Linked DNA regions of Mus musculus: all the other regions are linked to region 1. The links are chromatin loops, found by intact Hi-C in ENCODE. Cell type or tissue: heart. All regions are shown on one strand.

What was found. Peaks named below come from ENCODE experiments on the same cell type or tissue, not always from the same donor. Only the 100,000 strongest peaks of a DNase experiment are listed, where the experiment ranks them.
Region 2: a loop joins it to region 1, with 2.1 times the contacts of the local background. A loop is called at or near these places in 6 of 42 quality-filtered maps.
Region 3: a loop joins it to region 1, with 2.6 times the contacts of the local background. A loop is called at or near these places in 2 of 42 quality-filtered maps.

Annotation. Positions count from the first base shown.
Region 1 is chr5:23,661,989-23,669,988 of GRCm38, forward strand. All of the region lies in intron 2 of Srpk2 (serine/arginine-rich protein specific kinase 2), which reads right to left. Among named protein-coding and RNA genes, the nearest start is that of Srpk2, 10 kb to the right of the region's middle. In heart, a CTCF peak has its summit at 4,089; no DNase peak of the experiment used is centred here; H3K27ac peaks cover 371 bases.
Region 2 is chr5:23,380,739-23,388,738 of GRCm38, forward strand. It overlaps 5031425E22Rik (RIKEN cDNA 5031425E22 gene), which reads right to left. Exons shown (of 3, transcript NR_165300.1): 2 at 3,408-4,434; 3 at 1,564-1,791. Among named protein-coding and RNA genes, the nearest start is that of 5031425E22Rik, 49 kb to the right of the region's middle. In heart, a CTCF peak has its summit at 4,575; DNase peaks (open chromatin) are centred at 5,293 and 6,373; H3K4me3 peaks cover 1,043 bases; H3K27ac peaks cover 901 bases.
Region 3 is chr5:23,273,632-23,281,631 of GRCm38, forward strand. Lhfpl3 (lipoma HMGIC fusion partner-like 3) reads left to right here. Exons shown (of 3, transcript NM_029990.2): 3 at 1-1,966. Among named protein-coding and RNA genes, the nearest start is that of Gm17434, 37 kb to the right of the region's middle. In heart, a CTCF peak has its summit at 3,998; no DNase peak of the experiment used is centred here.

The DNA.
Region 1 (8,000 bases):
CCTTCGCCGTTCACTTCATATACACATCGTCTGACATTTCCATCCCAGCTCTTTGGATCTCAAGATCCGGTTCTTTTAAACACACCATTTAGTTTACAATACTGTTATCACTTCAGGTTTTACTTTCCTCAGAATGAGACAGCACTTCAACCTTTGTAAGCAATATGGCTTCCACCACAACTACTCAACTACACAGAAGACCAAGTGTGATGGTTGATACATGCGTTTAGTACCAGCACTCAGGAGGCAGGGGCAGATGGATCTCTATAAGTTCAAGGCCTGTCTGGTCTACATCAGGGGTTCCAGAATAGCCAAAGCTACATAAAAGTTCTGTCTCAAAAAACCAACAAAAACAACAGCAACGACAGCAAAACCCATCAGCAAAAATAATCTGTAAGTAAAATAACTCCTATGGATACTGGAACTGAATTTCACTTAACTTTTATGTGATAAAATACTTTTTAAAAAAGTTTTAACTTATTTTACCTGCAAGCAATACAATACTTTTCGAGGTAGCAGATACAGCCAACCTGCAAGCCACAGCTACACCTTGCCACAGTGCATCCTCACTGTAAAGCGCATCATGACACACGCTTCTCATTCTAGCTCCTAGGAAACTGAGGCAGGAGGATCTATGTGGTTTCAAAGCCAGCCAGGTTTATACAGTGGGCAGGCCAGTCAGGACTCAAAAAAATTTAGCTAGTCTGAGTGCATGACCCTCCTGTTCTTCGGGGCACCACAGTTAGCCTTCCTTGGAAGTCTCCTGCTTCATCTCAACCATGTGAAGAGCACGAGTCAGTGTTATTGTGACTTGAATCCATTTTCTTTGACCCATTCTGGAACAATTTTTAAAAACCCTCTAGGTTCTCAAAAGAGAAAATGAGATTGTAAGAAGTTGAGCAAGGGTCTGGAACGGTGGCTCACAAGTTTAAAAAACAGTCCTGCTGTGGCAGTGGACACAGGTTTTGTTCCTAATATCCACATGGTAGCTCTCATAAACAGAAGCTTTACAATTTTATGACAGTATATTCCTTTGTGTTTGTTTGTTTGTTTGTTTGTTTGTTTGTTTGTTTGTTTGTTTTAAACACAGGGTTTTTCTGTATAGCCATGGCTGTACTGAAACTCACTCTGTGGACCAAGCTGGCCTCAAACTCATGGAAATCCACCACCTCTGTTCCTGAGAGCTAAGATTAAAGAAAGCTATGCACCACCACCACCCAACATGACAGTATATTCTAAACTCATTTTCATACTTAATTAAGACAAGATCAAATTAAAGAAATTAGCATAGGGCTGGAGAGATGGCTCAGCGGTTAAGAGCACCGACTGTTCTTCTAGAAGTCCTGCGTTCAATTCCCAGCAACCACATGGTGGCTCACAACCAACTGTAATGGGATCCGATGCCATCTTCTGGTGTGTCTGAAGACAGCGACAGTGTACTCATATAAATAAAAAATAATAATAATTCTTTTTTAAAAAAGAAATCAGAATAACCAAGTATATTCAAGAAATGGGAAAATACTGTGTTGTTTAACAACTACAAGTTCTGAAAAGAAATAAGGTGAAACAATCTTATCATTTGAAGAATTAAAAAAAAAGAAAAAGGCAAAACTGTGTGTACATCATATGTACACTAGGTGCCCTCAGAGGCCAGAGGAGGTGTCAGATCCCGTGACACTGGAATTACTGGTTGTGAACCCTCTGACATGGGTCCTATAGAAGAGGAGCAGGTTCTCTTAGTAATTGAGCCATCTCTCCAACACCAAAGACTGAAAATATTTTAATGTTATGTTGTGTATTGTATGTGTATGCACATGTGTGCTGGAGGCATCTGTCCATGCATGCACACAGAAGCCACAGGAGAGCTCAGCCAGCTCTCTTCCCATCGTATTGTCTGAGACAGCGGCTCTCATTCCATCTGGAGCTCACTGATTGGCCAACACATCCCCAGATCTACCTATTCCTGCCTCCCAGCAGTGCATAGCTTGTTACATAGGTGCCAGAATCTAAGTCAAAACCTCATGTTTGTACAGAAAGGACTTTCAGCCACTGAGCTGTATTTTCAGCACAGAATCTTTCTTGATGTATTCATTCTAAACATTTACTTCATGCATGAAAAAACTCAATTTGTTTAGAATGTAAAATTACCCAGTTCCAAAAAAAACAAAAACAAAAAAACAGTGGCCAGAGGCTGAAGAGATGCATCAATCAATCAATGGTTAAGAGCACATGCTGTTTCCCAGAGCTGTCAGGCAGCTCCATGACTGTAACACCTGTCCTTTTACAGCCTTCTGGGGCACTTGCACACGTGTCTACAGACATACAAACACATAATAAGTAAAAATAAAAACAATTACAATCAGTGATAGAATCCACACACTCACATACACACTGTGTGTGTGACCATAAATGTGTATGTTCAGCCAGGCAGTGGTGGCGCACGCCTTTAATCCTAGCGCTTGGGAGGCAGAGGCAGGCAGATTTCTGAGTTCAAGGTCAGCCTGGTCTACAGAGTGAGTTCCAGGACAGCCAGGAATACACAGAGAAACCCTGTCTTGAAAAACCATAAATAAATAAATAAATAAATAAATAAATAAATAAATAAATAAATAAATAAATAAAATGTGTATGTTCTCTGTGTGTGAGTGTGTGTATGATAAATCAAGGGCTTAAAAAGGTATCTCATCTCTAGCTGCATATGTATCAAAAGATGGCTTAGTCGGCCATCACTGGAAAGAGAGGCCCATTGGACATGCAAACTTTATATGCCTCAGAACAGGGGAATGCCAGGGCCAAAAAGTGGGAGTGGGTGGGTAGGGGAGTGGCGGGGAGGGTATGGGGGACTTTTGGGATAGCATTGGAAATGTAAATGAGAAAAATACCTAATAAAAATTTTTTAAAAATTTTTTAAAAATAAAGGATAACAACAAAGAGTAAAAAAAAGGTATCTCAGCAATTAAGAGCTTCAATAGGACCTAGGTTCTATTTCCCAGCACCCACACAGCAGCTCAAAGCCACCTGTTGCAGGGAATCCAATGATCTCTTCGGGACTTCTGTTTGTTTGTTTGTTTGTTTGTTTGTTTGTTTGTTTTTTATTATTAGGTATTTTCCTAGTTTACATTTCCAATGCTATCCCAAAAGTCCCCCATACCCACCCCCCTCTTCGGGACTTCTTAGACATCAGGCATACATGTGGTACACAAACACAAAACTCTCTTAGTATAAAAATAATAATGGTAGTAGTATTAGAACTTACTTTGAATTTTTTAAAAGAAAATGTTTACTGTCAGAGCTTGCCAAAAGCATATGAAGAAAATAAAGAGAATCCTTTAACAGTTAAAACCATAACCAAAACTTAATAATGTCCTATATAATCAACATCCATATAAAAATTCTAGGCCCGAGTACTAGGCAAGGCTCAGGAAGCCACAGGAGAGCAAAGATGAGTGGCAAGAGTCCTAAAGTTATTACTTATTAAGTCACGCTTAATACATGTATCATGCTAAACATACCACAAGAATTCCATTCACAGATTCCTATAGTGCACTTTACAAGAATGTTCAAACTGCATAGCAACTGATAGTTATAAGATGGACTACGAAGCTGTGACTGTCAGCAGAACTCACACCTCTTTCTAGCTTACGGGCTCCTGTGTGTCCTTTGTTTATGCAGTGGCTAACACCTTCATATCCCACTAAGGAGGCTGCAGCTTTAAGGCCCCTCCCTATCTTCAAGGCCGATATTCAGGTTCTGGGAGGAAGAACAATCACACCTTTAAGGGTTCCTAGGAGGGAAAAGGCAGAGCAGCTCTGAAACTTACTCCTTACCCACTGTTTGGTTTCTCAGTATGCTTCACCTATTTGAAATGCATTGAAAAATAGGCTTATAAATTATTTAATATGCTTCTTTCCAAAAAACAGAAACCAAACTCTCAATGTGGGTTGTACCCTTCCAGGTTCAGGCTTATATTTCCAAGGGTGAATCATAAAAGATACTGCTGCCTCCTTCTGTCTCAACACTCCCAAACAAAGGCAGCCAACTAGTTACAAAGACACTCAAAGAACAATCCCACAGTGGAGTGTAATGCCTCCCCTGTCAAGAGGCAGGAAGTACATCACCCAGTCCAGCCCAGGAGAGATCTAGAACAAACCTGCTAGGCCACTTTCACACTCCTAGTACACAGAACCTTTGAGAGTGCAGTCAAGTTCCTGCATTTATAGTAATCTGACTCTAGTTTTGGTCTCCTTACCCCATGCAAGCAGTCCTCTACCTTGCTAAGTAAGGGAAGATGGCCCTGACTCCTGACCTTCTTGCCTTTGACTCCTAAGAGCTGGGATCACAGGCATCAGCCACCTGCCTGACCACGGTAATTTGTCCCATGACAGTGACCACTGAGAATACATATCTAAAGTCATTCAATCCCTTCCCTCCATGCTTGCAACAGACATTATCAGGTACAACGGCAGTGCGCGTGGCACACAGGACGAGCCTGCTTTACGTCTAACATGGCTTCTGATAGCGTCTAATTCTAGTGAGCCCACTCATGCTGAGAAACCAATCCATCCACTCCTTTCCATTCTACCACAACTGAGTCTCACCGTGGGCACTGCAATAATATCACCACCCCCAAATCTTCAATCCCCGTTCTTCCCAATCCTTACTTCATAGAGATTTTCTCAAGCAAGTAAGTGATTTTGCTACAGAGCTTCTTAACTCTTTGCAATGAAGGGCTGGCAAGATGGCTTGGTGTTTGTAAGCCCTTGCCATGCCAGTCTGGTGACCTCAGCTCCATTCTTAGAATCCACATAAAAGGGGAAAAGGGCACATGCCTCAAAGCTACACTGTCTTTTACACACACACACATTTTTTAATAACCCTCTGTGTTTCCCACTGTTAACAGAGAAAGTCAGCACTTCCCAATTTTTCACTCAAATTACCTTTGACCTGCTGCACGCCCCACATGTACAACGAGACATTCAGGGTCTCTCAACCACGACTGCTTCAAAATGTCCCATTCTCTCTTTTTAAATGCTCTCGTGTACTCATCAGGATTGACTCATCCCTCCTGCTAACACTCCACTCCATTGTATATCACTGTGCACTGTGGGCTTGCCTGTCTCTGTGAACAGCTCATAAGCCCCTCACTGCAATAATTAGCTGGGCCATGACTGAGTCCGTGTATTATCTGAGGTTCAATATTCTCATCAGCAACATGAGGGAATTAGATTGAGTAATTGCTCAGAAACTCCTAGCTCCGGGTTCCCTAAGACTCGTATTTATCTTTAAAGAATCAGTATTCTGTAGTATAGCACACATGTAATTTTGAATCTAAACTCTAAAATTTATCAGATTTCAATAAGTGTTGCTTAACAATTCTGTACCTCAGTTTCTCATCTATAAAATGAGAAGTGTCATCTATTTAAAATTCTTTCCTTCTTTAACACTCTTATGAGCTATAATACACATACAATTCACCTACTTACTTACAGTATATAGCTTAATAACGTTCAGTATATTAAAAAGACTTCTATAAGCACCAACCTAATCATATTCAGACTTTTCATCAACAATCATTCATTAGCCAAGCATGCTAACTGGTGGCTATCATCCCAGCACTGGGAAGGCAGAGATACTTAGTTAGCATAAGCACCTGTAATCCCAGGTATGCTTGAGAGGCCAGTCTCCTGTACATAGGAAGTTTGACATCACTGTGGGCTACAAGAGACCTTATCTTTTAGAGAAAAAAAAAATTTTTTTTTTCACTCCTTAACTCCCTGACAACCCTAGGTAGCCAGCAAGAATCTAGTGATTTGCCTCTGGACATTTCATATAGACTGGTTATTTTATGACTGGCTTCTTTCATTAAGCATTTTTTAAATGTATTTTTATTTTATGTCCATTGGTGTTTTGCCTGAATGTATGTTTATGTGAAGGTATCAGAAGCCCTGGAACTGGAGTTGCAGACATGTTTGAGCTGTGATGTGAGTGCCAGTAATTAAACCCAGGTCCTCTGGAAGAGTCGCAAATGCTCTTAACCACTGAGCCACCTCTCCAGTCCTCACTCGGCATTTTCCAAAGTATAGCCATGGTGTAGCATAGAACTGCATCTCCTTCTTTTTCTTGGTGAATAATCCACTGCGCACTATTACATTTTGTTTACCCTCCCATGGATGGCAGGTAAGTGGGTTGTTTCCCCCTGGCTATTGTGGGCACTGCTGCCCTAGTTTTAAGTAAGAGAAGATACAACTCAATCAAGATTGAATATGTACCAAGAACTACAGACAACAGCTTTTTCCTTATTTTTCCTGGGTATGCACATGAAGGACACTGAACGTGGAACCCTGAACACAGTGGGCAGGAGCTCGAACACTGCCCAGACCAGGCCGCTCACTCTTACTGACCCAGGCTGGTCTAGAACTCACTGCATAGCCTAGGTGGGACTTGAATCATCACCCTCTGGCCTGCTAGGAAGCGATCATGTCCTCAACTTTCCCATTTACCTAGCACACAGCAAATGTTCAAAAAATGCTAATTTTTGAGTCTATCTGCTGTTACTTGTATTAGTATGAAACACGTGATATTTGATATTTGACATTTCAGGGGGAAAATAACTATTTCATATAGCCCTATGTCATATACACTCAGCTAAAATTAAGGTGTGTTCAACCCATATATGCTTTTTCACAGTGAAAAAGAGAGGACAAGACTATTTTCAAAGTATTTTAAGCCTTTAGTTTAGCCGAGTGTGGTAGCACACGCCTTTAATCCCAGCACTCAGGAGGCAGAGGCAGGTGGATTTCTGAGTTCGAGGCCAGCCTGGTCTACAAAGTGAGTTCCAGGACAGCCAGGGCTATACAGAGAAACCTTGTCTCGAAAAAACAAAAAGAGCACTGACTTCTTCCTAAGGATCCAGATTCAATTCCCAGCACCCACACGGTGGCTCACAACTGTGTGACTCCACTCCCAGGGGACCTGACCCTTGCACACAGACATACATGTAGGCAAACCAGCAATGCGCAGGAAATACAAATAAATTACTTTAGCTGGATGGAAGTGGTACTTCTCTTTAATCCCAGCACTCGGGAGGCAGAGGCATGTTTATGAGTTGGAGACCAGCCTCATCTACAGAGTGAGTCCCAGGATAGCCAGGGCTACACAGAGACACCCTAATTTGGATTAAAAAAAAAAAAAAAAAAAAAAAAAAAGGACCACAATGCCCTGCTGTGATTTGTTTTTAATATTGGCTACACTCTGATTCCTTACCCAAGACATCACATTTCAATCTTGCCAAACTCCATTTACTACATAAAACAAGTGACCCCAAAGGGATGTGTCCACAGCGTCACTCACGCACGCGCACACACACGGGCACACACACACACACACACACACACACACGCGTGTACATATTCACACACACACACAACCCAAACCCAAGCAATATGTTAACAAGTCTATAGGAAAAAAATGTTATTTTTGCCTTCCTTTCAGCAAAGGGATGATTTTTTTTTTAAAGTGGGCTTTTAAAATAATCTGAGGACTAGAAAATTTATATAATGCTTTTTTTCTTAAAGATAGATAGATATCATAAACCACCTCCATGACAAAAGAACTACAAATGAGATATTCAAGAGACTAAAGAGCTGCCCAGCTGATGGCATGAGCTAACTAAAGCAGCAGCAGCCTTTCTGCTCTGAACACCAGAAGCAATGCGAGTGCCTGCTGACCAAAGGACATCGGCTCACAGGGACACTAAGAGGCAGGAATCTTATCCACCCCTGTGCTTCAGACACGGGCAAGGGAGCATCACTGACTGACAAGAGTGCTTACCTGAGGAGCGTGTAGCAAACCTGGGTCCATTGCTCCATAAGTGGGGCACTGTGGCACACACCTATAATGCCATCACCTGTTCACTTGGCAGATAGAAACAGGATCACAGAAATGGGATGACAGAGTGCTCGTCTACCAAACGCAAGGCCCTGGTCTGGTCCTCTGCCCCA
Region 2 (8,000 bases), 280 kb before region 1:
TCCAAATGCAAGGGCAACCACATTCATAAAAGAAACTTTAATAAAGCTAAAAGCACACATTGCACCTCACACAATAATTGTGGGGAACTTCAACACCCCATTCTCATCAATGGACAGACCAGGGAAACACAAACTAAACAGAGACACACTGAAACTAACAGACACTATGAACCAAATGGATTCATACCGAATAGCTGAGAAGCACCTAAAGAAATGTTCAACATCCTTAGTCATCAGGGAAATGCAAATCAAAACAACCCTGAGATTCCACTTCACACCAGTCAGTATGGCTAAGATCAACAACTCAGGTGACAACAGATGCTGATGAAGATGTGGAGAAAGAGGAACACTCCTCCATTGCTGGTGGGATTGAAAGCTGGCACCACCACTCTGGAAATCAGTTTTGTCCTCAGAAAATTGGACATAGTACTACTTGAGGACCCAGTAATACCACTCCTAGGCATATATCCAGAAGATGCTCCAACATGTAATAAGGACACATGCTATACTATAAGGTTCATAGTAGCCTTATTTATAATAGTCAGAAGCTAGAAAGAACCCAGATGTCCCCCAACAGAGAAATTAATACAGAAAATGTGGAACATTTACACAATAGAGTACTACTCAGCTATTAAAAATGATGAATTCATGAAATTCTTAGGCAAATTGATGGAACTAGAAAATATCATCCTGAGTGAAGTAACTCAATCACCAAAGAACACATATGATATGCATTCACTGATAAGTGGATATTAGCCCAGAAGCTTGGAAAACCCAAGATACAATTCACAGACCAAATGAAGCTCAAGAAGAAGGAAGACCCAAGTATGGATACTTTGGTCCTTCTTAGAAGGGGAAACAAAATACCCATGGAAGGAGATACAGAGACAAAGTGTGGAGCAGAGACTGAAGGAAAGGCCATCCAGAGACTGCCCCACCTGGGGATCCATTCCATATACAGTCACCAAACGCAGACAGTATTGTGGATGCCAACAAGTGCTTGCTGACAGGAGCCTGCCTCCTGAGAAGCTCTGCCAGTGCCTGACAAATACAGGGGTGGGTGCGCACAGTCATCTATTGGACTGAGCCCAAGGTCCCCAATGAAGAAGCTAGAGAAAGGACCGAAGGAACTGAAGTAGTTTGCAGCCCTATAGGAGGAACAACAATACGAACCAACCAGACCCCCACAGAGCTCCCAGAGACTAAATCACCAACCAAAGAGTACACATGGTGGGAGTCATGGCTCCAGCTGCATATGTAGCAGAGGATTGCCCAGTCGGTCATCAATGGGAGGAGAGGCCCTTGGTCCTGAGAAGGCTGGATGCCCCAGGGTAAAGGAATGCCAGGACAGGGAAGCAGGAGTGGGTGGGTTGGTGAGCAAAGGGCAGGGGGTGTGGAATAGGGGGTTTTGGGAGGGGAATCCAGGAAAGGTGATAACATTTGAGATGTAAATAGAGAAAATATCTAATGTAGCTGCCAGCGGCCACAGGTCACTGGGTTCCTGAAAGGAAAGCTGGGGATGGATGGGAAGGATGGCGAGAGAAATAATGAGCCAAGACATAGTTCTCTGATCAAGGCTCAATGTTTTAATTCTAAGGTCTGAATTTAAAGGGCGGGGGTGGGGAGCCTATCCCCTACTTTGCCAGAATCTCATCTGGAAGGAAAACTCAGCTGCTCAGCAAGTAGTGGCTTCTTACAGGAAGCTGCAGATGCGGCATACAATAGACTCCACCAAGGTCAGAAGACTCCACCCTCTAGGTGGGCTGCTCAAGGCTGGGGGGCAGGTACAATCTAATTAAAAAAAGTTTGAAAATTATACAAATTAAAGAAAGAAGTATACACAAAAAAAATAAAATACTCTTGCACAATTAAGTCTCTCTCTCTCTCTCTCTCTCTCTCTCTATATATATATATATATATATATATATATATATATATATATATATATATATATATGCCACGTGTGTTCTAATGCCTAATTAAAGTCTTCTCTCACCTGCTGAATACCAGTTTTTAAAGGACTGAGTCTGTATTTTAGTGGTCACTATTCTGCTTGCAGCCCCAGGAAATTCTGTTTCGACTGGCCCTGTTGGCTATCACCCAATTTTCCTGCAAGCTCCAGCCCCTATGCACTTGAGGCATCACTCTATGGGACTTAGGGTCCATCTGCCACTCAGACTCCTAGGAGCGAGAGAAGGCTGCATACCTGTGTTTAGGCTGTTGTTATGGGTTGTCCATTTATTGAAACACTACCCCCTAGTTAACATTTGAAAATAGTCTTTTTACAAAGGTAATCGAGCATATGCCAATTCAATTTGACTACCGATCACATAAGAAGAGGAACATTCAGACACAAAGATATACATTTGTGGGAAAGATATGAACACACCCACAGCCATCTATATGCCAAGGAGTAGTAAACTAGAAGAGAATCCTGAAACATATTTACCTTCAACCCTGCTAGAATTTGGATTTTTAAGCTCTTAGACTCCAGAACCATGAGATAATTCATTTCCAATGTTTTGTACAGGGTCTTGCTATAGTCCTCACATCAACCTAAACTCCTTACCTCAAGCCACTCTCCTGTTCCAGTCTCCCTGATAGCTGGGACTACATATGCCCACCACCCTCCTGGCTTGTGATACTTTCTGGAAGTAACTAATGCTGGAGCCCTGAGAAACACAAGGGCCTCCAAAGAAAGGCCCACTTCAAATCAGAGGCCACAGGTTTCCAAGGGCAAAGTCCTCTGAGATTCCCTGGTCATGATAGGAACTGCATCCAGGCTGCAAAGAGCCAACAGCTAGGTGGGGTAGCTGGTCAGCCATGTGGGGTTGGCCAGGAGTTGACCCACCTGAGACTCTGAAAACTCTTCCAGAAAAGGAGTTTTAGTTCTGTGTTTGGAAAGAGAAGAAGGCTGTGGCAATGCTTCAGAAAGCCCTTCTGAAGACAGAGAAGACTCCAAAGAAAAGTAAGGAAGCCATCAGGATCCTTAGAATTGCCTCTTTGGGGGGCAGGGAGTATGGGGGACTTTTGGGATAGCATTTGAAATGTAAATGAAGAAAATACCCAATTAAAAAAAATAAAATTCTTAGGCAAATGGAAAAAAATAAAATAAAATATTTGCTGTAAAAATGAAAAAAAAATTGCCTCTTTCTCCTTTGTCTAATAAAACAATGAAGGGAGTTCAACGAGGAGTTGAGTTCTTCAAGGGGCTCTGTTTTCAGGCTGATGGGGGATTTAGATGCCTTCAGCTCAGAATGATTATCGGGCCACAGTAGCTCCCCCCAGGCCTGTTCAGGTGGTCCTGCCATGGATTCAGCATCCTAACCCTTGGTACAGCCCACGGAGTAATGCTGCTTTCTACAGAGACAATGCTCAGAGCCTCGGAGGTGAAGCCACCTACTTACCTGAGGTCCTGCAGACACAGACAACCAAGTCAGAGAGGCTAGAGATGGCTCTGTACTGAAGAACTGTATCAGAGTTCAGTGTATCAGAGTACTGCTGTATCAGAGTTCAGTGTATCCGAGTACTGCTGTATCAGAGTTCAGTGTATCCGAGTACTGCTGTATCAGAGTTCAGTGTATCCGAGTACTGCTGTATCAGAGTTCAGTGTATCCGAGTACTGCTGTATCAGAGTTCAGTGTATCCGAGTACTGCTGTATCAGAGTTCAGTGTATCCGAGTACTGCTGTATCAGAGTTCAGTGTATCCGAGTACTGCTGTATCAGAGTTCAGTGTATCAGAGTACTGCTGTATCAGAGTTCAGTGTATCAGAGTACTGCTGTATCAGAGTTCAGTGTATCCGAGTACTGCTGTATCAGAGTTCAGTGTATCCGAGTACTGCTGTATCAGAGTTCAGTGTATCCGAGTACTGCTGTATCAGAGTTCAGTGTATCAGAGTACTGCTGTATCAGAGTTCAGTGTATCAGAGTACTGCTGTATCAGAGTTCAGTGTATCCGAGTACTGCTGTATCAGAGTTCGGTGTATCAGAGTACTGCTGTATCAGAGTTCAGTGTATCCGAGTACTGCTGTATCAGAGTTCGGTGTATCAGAGTACTGCTGTATCAGAGTTCAGTGTATCAGAGTACTGCTGTATCAGAGTTCGGTGTATCAGAGTACTGCTGTATCAGAGTTCAGTGTATCCGAGTACTGCTGTATCAGAGTTCAGTGTATCCGAGTACTGCTGTATCAGAGTTCAGTGTATCCGAGTACTGCTGTATCAGAGTTCAGTGTATCAGAGTACTGCTGTATCAGAGTTCAGTGTATCAGAGTAGTGCTGTATCAGAGTTCAGTGTATCCGAGTACTGCTGTATCAGAGTTCAGTGTATCCGAGTACTGCTGTATCAGAGTTCAGTGTATCAGAGTAGTGCTGTATCAGAGTTCAGTGTATCAGAGTACTGCTGCAGCAGAGACCTGGACTTTGGATCTCAGCATCTGTATCAGGCACACACAAACACACATATAAATAAAGGTAAATCTTTTTTTTTAATTGAAGGTGGGGACCTGCAGAGGTACTTAGTGCTTAAGAGTGCTGGCTGCTCTTGCAGAGGCATAGGCTCCATTCTCAGCATCCACATGGTGGCACTCAGTACCAGGGAATCTAATGCCCTCGTCTGACCTTCCTGGGCATCTGGTAATACATGTGGTGCTCAGTCATGCAAGTAAGCAAAACACTCATACACATAAGTAAATAAAAACATTTTTTTCAAAGACTTATTTATTTTTATTTTATGTGGATGAGTGTTTTTGCAGGCTCTTATGTCTAAGCCACATTTGTCCATTAGCAGAGGAGGCCAGAAGAGGGTATCAAATCCCCTCAAACTGGAGTTCGAGATACCTGTTAGCCATCATGTAGGTGCTGGGATTTGAACTCACACACGTTAAAAGAGCAGCCATATCCTGTCTTCAAAATGAAAAATTAAATAAATGAATAAATAACTGACAGGAGGGGCAAAGCCTATTGTTCCAAAGTTTCTGTGGGCCTTGGGCATGCTAGGTTATGGGGTCTGGTAAGCAGAGGTGGAAAGGTTTCTAAATGAGCAGAGCCTTGCCCTTTGATATAGTTGCCAACAACCACATTTTCTGTTCTGGGCACAGTGCCATCAAGGGTCTCAGCCACCCTCCCCCACCTTAGTGAGAAAGTATCTGCTAGCGTCTAGCAGGGTCGATGCAGGCAAGGACCAGAGTGAAAAGGAGTTCTGAGCCTGGCTTCCCTGTGGTGCACTCGGACATACATCTTCCAACCGTCATCATCTTACTCCTCTTGTCTCTGACCCCTCCTTGACCAAAGGCAACTACATCTCAGTTCCTTACTATTCGGGAGCTACTCAACAATTACACTAAGAGAGCTTCTGAGCTGGGTGGGCATGGTGGCACAAGGGCATCCCTGTAATCCCAGCACTTAGGAAGGAAAGTCAGGAGGCTCACACAAGTTCAGGGCCATCCTCAGTTGTGTGGCTGAGTTCCAGGCTATGTTACAGAGACCCCTGCCACAAAAATAAATAAATAAATAAATAAATAAATAAATAAATAAATAAATAGATAGATAGATAAATAAATAAATAAATAAATAAATAAATAAATAAAGCGAGGGAGGGAGGGAGAGGGGAGGGGAGAGGGGAGGGGAGAGGGGTGGGGGTGGGGGAGGGGGAGGGGTGGGGGAGGGGGAGACTGGTTTAGAACTTTGCCCTGACTCTGATCTTAATTCCTCCTGGCAATGGGCAAGCTGTTTCTTTTCTGAGGAATGCGAAAAGAGAATGAGAGATTTGTTATGGTGACAGGAAGATTCCAGATCAGAGGCAAAGCCCCTCTAGGGTACATACCATCTGGGGATAGTCCCTAGAAAAGTAGATACCTGCGCTAATTTAAATGTTTAACAGGAATGCAGGTGCAGATGAACAAAAGGTAGTTTCCATTAGGTAGAAATGTTTTTTTTTTCCACTTCCTGTTTCTAGTCTCTTTTTCAGTGTTCCTGTACGAAACCACGGAGTTTCAGAAGCAGATGAAATCTATCAGCGGCCTGCCCCAAGCTCCGTCAACCCTGCCAGGCTGAATGGTGCTGATTGTTCGCAAAGGGCGGGCATTTCTCTGCAAACAGAAAAGCCTGCTCAAGAAATGCCACTCACCGCCCTGTATCAGTCTCAATATTGAGTCTGAATGATTTCCCGATGGCGACTTGACCGAAATGGAAAAATATTTTTCCGTTGCAATTCCCCCGGTACTGACTGGTGTTTCATCCTCTTCCGGTCCTTGTGAGACAGCAAGAGCAGACAGAGCTTCAGCAGTGTTGATCTTCAGCTCTGAGAACAGAAGATGGGTGGGGTGCTGCGTTGCCACGCAACCAAAGGCAACACAGCTGCAGATCTCTGCCAGCTGGGCCAGCCCATTCAAACCGCAGGGAGTTTCAAATGGCTGTGTCCCCTAGGGACTGGGCTTAGCAAGCCCAGGGGGAAAAGTCAGCATTCAAATGGCTTCGATGACGATGACGCAGAGGAAGCCAAGAGGACGCTGTCAAAGCCTAGTCATCATTGACTCGAAGTTAGTATACTTGAACAGGAAAGAACTGCCAAGATCAGACAGGCAGGACACACACACACCTTTCTTTTAAACTTTAAAAGTTATTCTCTTTAAAAGAAACGTAGTTGCTTTTTAAAAAGCTATACAAAGTTCTTAATGTTTCTTTGGCAACAGAATAGAATGAAATTTTACAACTATATAAAATGTTTATTTACCGGTGTGTGTATAGCTGACTGACAAAGCTGTCTACCACCCAGCACCCTAACTGCTGAAATAAGCTACCTCATATTATAGCATCTCCAAACAGAATGAGAAGGGTACAGAGACTGGAACTTGTCTGTAGACTAGGAGGTGACTTTATTATCTTTCCTATAGTCAAAATCTGCACTCTCTGCTCCATGATGCCTCTGAATCCACTTGAGGGGCAGTGATGGTCCCTCCTCGGCCACTACCACGTACCCTGCCATATGAAAGCCAACACTTCTCTGCCTTGGTAGCTCCATGGCCACCATCTGGACAAATTGGGGTTCCGAACATTTCAGCATCTAACCTTTCTTCAGCCTAACTCGGGCTCCTTTCTCCAGTATCACCATAAGCAATACTATCAAAGAATGATTTCATTTGGTCATGTTATTAGTTGGGTCTCAGCAGGTCTTCGGCAGCATCTCCTTCACTGGTTAAGTACCAGCTTGTGAGTCTCCTGTATCTTCATCCACAAGCTTGTCCTGTTTCTCAGGTTTCTCTTCTTCTAATTTAAGTTTATTATGAGACACTCTGTCCGTTTCCTCCTTGTTAAATTGTGTGTATGCACTTGTCTTCCTCAGATTTCACTGGACCATCTCATGGATACCAAATCTTCCTCTACCACCTTGATGAGCCCCACTTCCTCCCCTCAGAGCAGAAGGAACACTTGGGACTAGAAGCCGCTTGTATAATTTCTTTGTCACTCATTTTGTTTCCCAGTCTTGGGATTTTGTGTGCTTCAGCTTTCTCCCTTCCTCCCTTCCTCTCTTTCTTCTCCTCTCCCCACCCCCCAACCCCAGGAATTCACTCTGTAACCACGGGAGGGAGAAGAGTTTGGCTGCTATGTGATGAAGGGAGTCTGAGATACAGGCTCCCAGTCCTCTCCTCAAATCACCATTAAGAAATCACTCCTCTCCCAGCCTGATTCTTCTTCCTGGGGAAGCACTAATTCGGAGTGGAATAAGTCAGAAATGCTGGAGCAGAAGTTCTTCCACATGGAGGAACTGTCAGGAGTGAGGGGGAATCTTTACAGATCCTAATAATATGCATAAAGCAACATGATGCTTGGCACACAAGAAACACCAAGTAAAAGCTCTTAGCTGGTTATTATTCTAGCTGTGGTTTATTAATCATGCCAGAGACTTTCCTACTGCACCGCTGTGATCTCTCGGACTGTATCTGCCCTTGTTGGATGTTCAACCCCGGGCATGTTACTAAACTTCTCTAAGATGCCCTCCTCC
Region 3 (8,000 bases), 390 kb before region 1:
TAAGAAAGAAGAATACAAATGTGCTAGAATTGTGTAAAATACATATGTATCGAGGTTTATAAGCTGTCCTTTTTAAATCAAACTGAAAACAAAATAAAACAAAAAAAGCTTTAATCTTTCAATGCTATTAAATGAAGTAAAAGGGCAGTTAGTTCTAGACTATTCCCATCCCAGTAGCCAAGAGGCCCATGGAGTGTCATGTTTTGAGGAATGCCTCTGATCCTTGATCCCTCATTGCTACTGTCCACTCATGTCACTGTGCAATTAGTTACAACCACGTGGTTATTAAGAGACTTAGCCCTTCAAACTTCTTACCCAATGTGTGTTCAGTTTAATCTGTTTGTACGACTTATCACGAAGGAAATGTTTCTGCCATGTGCTATGACTCCATCAAACTGTGAATCACAGGAAGTACATCCAGACATCGTAGGTTCCCAAGCAACATAGATTCCCCTGTCATTGACAAAACAGCATCAAGGAGCTCTGAACAATATAGAAAGTTTATTTTCACTTGGATGCTCTCTCATGTAATATATAGGCTACTATCAAATAAACGCTTTTTCTAATTCTCCCTAGTATATGCATAGGAATTTAATATACTTTATAAATAGATGTCTAAAATATGAGTTTTCTATTTCTTCATTCTATATGTCACTAGAAATCCACATTCTTTATTTCCTTTACTGACATATACTCATTTTTGTTTTGTTAAAAGAAACTATTCCATTAAATCTACTTCTAAATGATAGTAAGTGGTACTAACAAAATAAGTAAAAACTTAATAGCCTTAGAAGTAAATAACTATATACTTATATGTCAAAGGAACTTGGTAGGAATAAGTTACCTTTTGTTTATTAATGTTGATTTTGAAATTTCTCATATTTTTTCCCTTTTGGTTAGCTGGTACTTGAAAGTAGTTACAACTAACTAGCTGTCTTCAAGAATCTTTTCCTTCCAGGGTCCCCCAGCCGTTGCCCTTATAACATGTCCTGCCTCAGTCCAACAACAGAGAAATACTTGATATTAAAGTAATTCTTCATTGTCTGAGTATAAACGCAAGTTGAAGTACATATAAAGGGGGCTCAATGCAAGCCAGCCCATGTTCTATACTTGAGCAGGAAAAAAAAAAAACACAAATAGAATGCCTGCACTCCCAGGCTTGGGATTGGGTTAAATCAGCATCCCACTCGAGCATCAGCTGGAGGACAACACAAGAATCAGGTTGCCCTCTCTTATGCTCCCATAAGACCGTGCTCATATTTTTAGCCATGTTGTCACGAAGCAAATGTTTCCAATGGCTAAAAATACATTACAAATACACTCAAGTGCTCATGTAACTAAAACCCAGTTCACAGAAAGAAAACTCAGGCTTTCCCAAAGCACTAAATTAAGGGAATGTTAGCCTCTGTAATTGTAGTCCTGGTCATCCTGGGGGCTGGTCATTGCTTTAGGTACTTGTCCCGAGGCATTCAGAATACCCTACTTACTAAATTTAATTACACACAACTTTTAAAAAATTCACCTTTTATTTAAGGGGAGGCATCTCTATATCTATACTAAAATCAGAAGGTATTAGGTTCCTCTAATCCATGTAAATTATGATTCTGTCTGGGTCCTACATCATTAGCAGTAATGTTTCAAAACAATAAAAGGTACTTCCTCTCCACATGCAAATGCTTTTATGTTTTTGCCATAAACCCTAAGTGTAATTTAGCACACCGCAGTGCTATGAAGATGGATCATTGATGATAAACCATCTGTACATACGTAACACACATGTAAACCACTAAATGTTAAGTATAAGAAATATGTTTTTACCTTTAAAAAAGACTCCTTTTCTCATTCTGTTCTATTATGTCCAAAAGTTGTGTGTAATTTTTTAAGGTCCAGGAAATGTAAAGAAATTTGTTGGAATATCTGAATTTCTGTAAAAAATAAAAATAAAATTTTGTTACATAAAAATATATATTTGGTGGTATGGTATACATTCATTTTCCTTTTTGCCCAGTGATCCAGTGTATTACTTATTTCTCTCACTGCTATGATCAAATACTTGGCAAACAGCAACTTAAGTGAGAAAGGTTTGATTTTGGCTTACAGTTTAAGAAGGGCACAGTCACTCATGGGTAGAAAGCCATGGCTGCTGCTGGTCACATTGTATCCAGTGGAGAGTCAGAGAGAAGAAAGGAAGTGGAACCACACTGCACAACCCTACAGCCTGTCCTCATGGCTTCCTCTCTCAAATCTCCACTTCCTAAAGGTTCCACTAACTTCCAAATGGTGTCAACGGCTGGAGACCAAGCCTTTGAACACATGAGCCTATGAGGAATGTTTCAAATGCAACCCAGCACACCAGGGTGAGTTACTGGCCTGGCTGAAATAACTACCTTCAGAAACTCTCCTTGCATCCTACAGTCCTGCAGATAATAGGCACTGGTTAGATATGCAGGAGCCTCATGTGTGATCATCTCCAAGGCCTCCCTCTTCTACCCAAATACAGGCATGCCTCCACTGGGTCTACTGAAACTGCCAACTAAGTAAGTAGCTGAGCTGCTCAATAGAGTAGCCCTCAACTCTGCAAAACTTCACTCACTCAGGGCATATATTATCTAGTTGGGTTTCAATCCCATATGCTTGCTTATTATCCTATCCTGTAAAACTCTGAACGTTGAGTTGTTGTTTTTTTCATCTACAAAATGGTTATAAATAATATCCAGTTACATAGTATTATTGTGAGAATATAAAATGATTCATAATGTCGCACTTGACATGTAAGAGATGACCAACCTGTGTTCATTCCTTCTCTTCCTATTATATATTACATACATGGCGGGGAGCTGGAGAGATGGCTCTGTGGTTAAGAGCATTGACTGCTCTTCCAGAGGATCCAGGTTGGGTTCCCAACACCAACATGGCAGCTCACAGTCATCTGTAATTCCAGTTCCAAGGAACTGACACTTTCTTCTGGCCCCCACAAACACCAGGGGAACAAGCATACGTGTAGGCAAAATATCCATACACATAAAATAAAAATAAACAAATCTTAAAACAAAAAAAGAAGGAAGAAAGGAGGGAAAAAGGAAAAGAAATTCAGGTGTGGTGGCATGCATCTCTGAGCCCAGCACTTGGAGGGCAGAAGGTAGGCATGTCTCTATAAGCTTGAGGACGGTGTGCCTCCATAGGGAGTTCAGGCTAACCAGAGCTACATAGTGAGGCCCATACAGAAGTCCCACATATAAGGAGATTCATGGGACCAATTAGGCTGGGACAATAACAGGAAAGCATGGAACAACAGAGCCCTGAATAGCCCGGGTTCTGTCTGTCAAAAGGGCATAAATAGCCAATACTCAACGCCAGTCATATGCACCAAGAGCTATTCTAAGCAAAAGAGAAGAGTGACGCCTCCCATAAACAAAGCCCCTATTCTCTCTGTTTTTGCATTCTGGTAAATTTAAAAAATAAATGACAAATGTTGTCTCAAAAAAATGCCCTGAAAGAATCAAAGCAGGGTAGCATGAGAACTCAGCACTGAGAGCTCTGAGGTGAGAACTGGGCACTGAGAGCTCTGTGGTGAGAACTCTGCACTGAGAGCTCTGAGGTGAGAACTCTGCATTGAGAGCTCTGAGGTGAGAACTGGGCACTGAGAGTTCTGTGGTAAGAACTAGGCACTGAGAGCTCTGAGGTGAGAACTCAGCAATGAGTGCTCTGTGGTGAGAACTCTGCACTGAGAATTCTGAGATGAGAACTCGGCACTGAGAGTTGAGGTGAGAACTCTGCACTGAGAGCTCTGAGGTGAGAACTGGGCACTGAGAGCTCTGTGGTGAGAACTCTGCACTGAGAACTCTGTGGTGAGAATTTGGCACCGAGAGCTCTGTGGAGAGAACTCTGCACTGAATAAAGAGAAAGAATGCCAGGCTGAATCCATATGGTCTAATAGCTCTAAGGCAGGACTAAACTCAATATGCTAAAGTCACAGCCAGGTGGCAATAGGGACCTACATAGGCTGAGAAATAACGAACTCTGCAGCTTGAAGGCTGGGATAGTCCCTGTTATATTTTTAAGTGTGAGTAAAAACTATTGGAGGATCTTAAATGGGAGAATAATGCAAACTATTCTACATTTTCTTAAAGGTTATTCTTGGTTCTACTTCTAGAAGTGTGAAATAGAAACTCTAAGTCCTTCCTTTCACTGGGAGTGTAGCTCAGTAGGTAAGCGTACTTGTCCTGGGTTCTGTTGGTGCAGGCCTGTAACTCTAGTGCGTAGTTAGTAGAGAATCAGAAGCCATTTGGCCAAACAGCCTGGGCTACAAAAGGCCCTAGCTCAAAAAGAACAGAAAAGAACGAGAAAAAAGGGAGGGAGGGAGGGAGGGAGGGAGGGAGGGAGGGAGGGAGGAAGGGAAGAGAGAGAGAGAGAGAGAGATCAGAGCAATAAGATAATATGGCAGGTAAATGCAGTGTTGCCAAACTTAAGCATCTGAGTTCAGTCACACACACACATATACACATATACACATACACACACATATACACATATATACATACACACACATACACATATACACATACACACACATATACACATTACACATACACACACATATACATATACACATATATACATACACACACATACACATATACACATACACACACATATACACATATACACATACACACACATATACACATATATACATACACACACATACACACACACATACACATATACACATACACACACATATACACATATATACATACACACACATACACACACACATACACATATACACATACACACACATACACCAACACACATACACACATATACACACATACACACACACACAAAACAAATTTTAAAAAAAGAACTTCTTCCTTATAAGATGCCACTGAGTCTTGAGTTTATTTTTAATGCATGTCTTAGTTTGCAAGGAAGTAAGAAGAACACTAAAGACAAAGACAGGAAAAAGACAGCTGAAACCCAAATGTGACTGACATATGACAAATGCAAAAGCCAGGGATAAATCTATGAATCATAACAGGGATCACTGGGAGTAGAGAGCTAACCCTAAAGTTCCCATTGTGAGCCAGGAAACATGAAGATAACACAACCTTGGGAGGGGGCGTAGGCATGACCCTGGAAAACTCTTCAGGCCAGAAAGTAGATTGATGCGATCATGATTTCGTGGCTGAATGGACTATTACAGGTGTGCTGCTGCTGCCAGAATGCCTTGTAGGGAAGATCTTGTTCCAGGAAACATCTCTAAGCGCCCTGCTCTCGACCTCCTGAGGTAAGAAGATTGTCTGCACCTTGATCCCTGCCATGAGCCTTTCCACCACCTGCAAACAACAGAGCCCAACTGAGTATAGTCTAAATTCCCTGAAACCACAGCCCAGAACGGATCTTTAAGTTGTTTATTTTAGGAATTTGGCACAGTGATAAAACTGAACATGGAAAAAAACTATCTGTAACACAATTTCACCAATTAGCCTCAGCAAGATAGACACTCATGATTTTAAAATACTAAATACACCAATAAGTCATAAGAAATAATTGGCAGAAATAACTGATAACAGGTGCATTGCTCCACAGGTTTTAGAAAATAGAATTGACAGATACTGAATATAAAGTAGCCACACTGTGTGCACTAAGGAAGAAAATGCACCCAGAAGATTCCGATAATGCACACAACACAGGTACCTTGTGTACAGAAAGCTGCACACATACCCCACACAGAACAGTGCATGGGGTCATTTTCCAATCTAACAAAGTTACAGAATAGATCCAGGTATGGGAGGCAGGGGCCAATTTTAATGAAACTGGGTTGGGGCACATGTATAAAAACATCAGGTATGTCCTCTGACTGAACTCTTAGGGGAAAACCCCGATTTACCATGTTATGCCTATGCATTGGCTGAGCCTGCACATGACTAAAACCAGATGCGTCGTGGAAAGGGACATGTGCGGCGAGCAAGGGTTAACATAGTGCAAGCCTCTCAATCATAACAGAGACCCACCCTTGACAACCCCTTACTAGGCAAACTCCTCCCCATCTTCATTAGTAATCAGAAATATGAATTGCGTGTATAAAAATAATAGTATCCGTTTGATCAGTATAGACTTAAAGTCTAACAACACCAAGCACTGGTAGGATTATTGAACACTTGAAGCTGGAGAGATGGCTTAGTGGGTAAAGAGGCTGGTGGTACCCAGCCTGAGCCTGAGTTCACCAGAAGCCACAGAAAAGCCAGACATACTGGCACATACCTGTAACCCCAACATTCCAGGAGTAAGACTGGAAGTAGAGACAAAGGATCCCCCAGAATCTCCTAAACCAGCTAATCTGGAGTGCACAGAGAAGCGACAAACAGAAGAGATGCTTCCTCGGACAAGGTGAAAAGAAAGCACCGATCCTAAGACTATCCTGTGACCTCCACAAGCATGCCATGGAATACGCATGCCCCCACACACAAACACATATGCATATGTACACATAACATGTATGCACAAATTATGTAAAACTAAACAAATGAATTTTTAAAATCCCCAGAACCCGTGAAAAAAAAGAAAAAAGAAAAAAAACAGATACTACCACTACCATACAGAGTCCCACAGCCAAGTGTTAGGCAGAGTCCTGTAGGAGAGGGGAGGGAAGGATTGCCAGAGCCAGAGGTCACCACAAGGTCACCACAGGGGCATGGCCCACAGAGTCAACTGACTCTGACTCAAGTGAGCTCACAGAGATCGGGGAGCCTGTATGGGTCTGACCGAGGTCTTCTGCATGTTGTGAGATTCCGTTCTAACAGTGGAAATGGGGGCTGCCTGCCTTTGGGACCCTTTTCCTTTTACTGGGTTACCTCATCCAGGCTTGATATGAGGGTTTGTGCTGCTCTCGTCGTAGCATGTTATGCCATGTTTGGTTGATGTCCCTGGAGGCCTGCTCTTTTCTGGGGGGAGATGGGGAGGTCGTCTGCAGAAGAGGGAAAGATAGAGGGAGAGACTATGGGAAGGGGAGGGAGGAAAATTGTAGTTGGGATGTAATATATGAGATAAGAATACATACATGCATACGTACATACACACACACACATACATACATACATACATACATACATACATACATACAGGCACAGCTCCGAGTAGCTGTGACCCCAGTTCTGTGAAGACAGGAAATCACTGGGGTTTACTGACCACCAGCCTAAGTCCAGGTTCAGTGAGTTACCCTGTCTCGAAGCAATAAGGGACAGAGTGACAACTACTATCCCTCTTTAGCCTCTGTGCATACACTCAGACCTACACACATGTACACACACAAACAAACATAAACAAACAAAAACAAATTGAACATTTTCATACACTAAATTTTTCTGTTCTCTGTAGGTATAGATACTGGAAAATTTCTTACAAATAAACACCAAAAAAACTGTAAAACAGAGAGGGGGGAGAGAGGGGGGGAGAGAAAGAGAGAGAGAGAAAGAGAGATCAAATGCTCATCAACAAGGTATATATCTTTATATAATTAATTCATTCACACTGCCATAAGTATAGAAATGAATAAACCTGTTACAAACATCAATATAACTGATTATACTAGGCACATGAAAAAAATGTTCATTTTTAGAAAGTAAATATGGGTTGCAATCAGAGAAAGCTACTTAGACTGCTCGGTACTTAAAGGAGGATTGCCATAAGGTGAGGCTACCCTAGGCTACATAGCAAGATAGTCTAGACTAGGCCGGCCTAGACTACAAACTGAGATCTTGTGTCCAAAAAGCAACAAACAAACAAACGAACAAAACAAAAAACAAAACAAGAAACAAAAATGGCCTGAAAGCAAGATAAAGACAGAGAAGAGACCATTGGGAGGTTACCAGTGATAAGGTCTGTCTTCATGGAATTGAAATAAAAATAAAACCAGTAGATTAGAGGGAAAAATGGTGGAGACTGGAGAGCTGGTTGAGCAATTAAGAGCCCCTGCAGAAGCCGGGTGTGGTAGA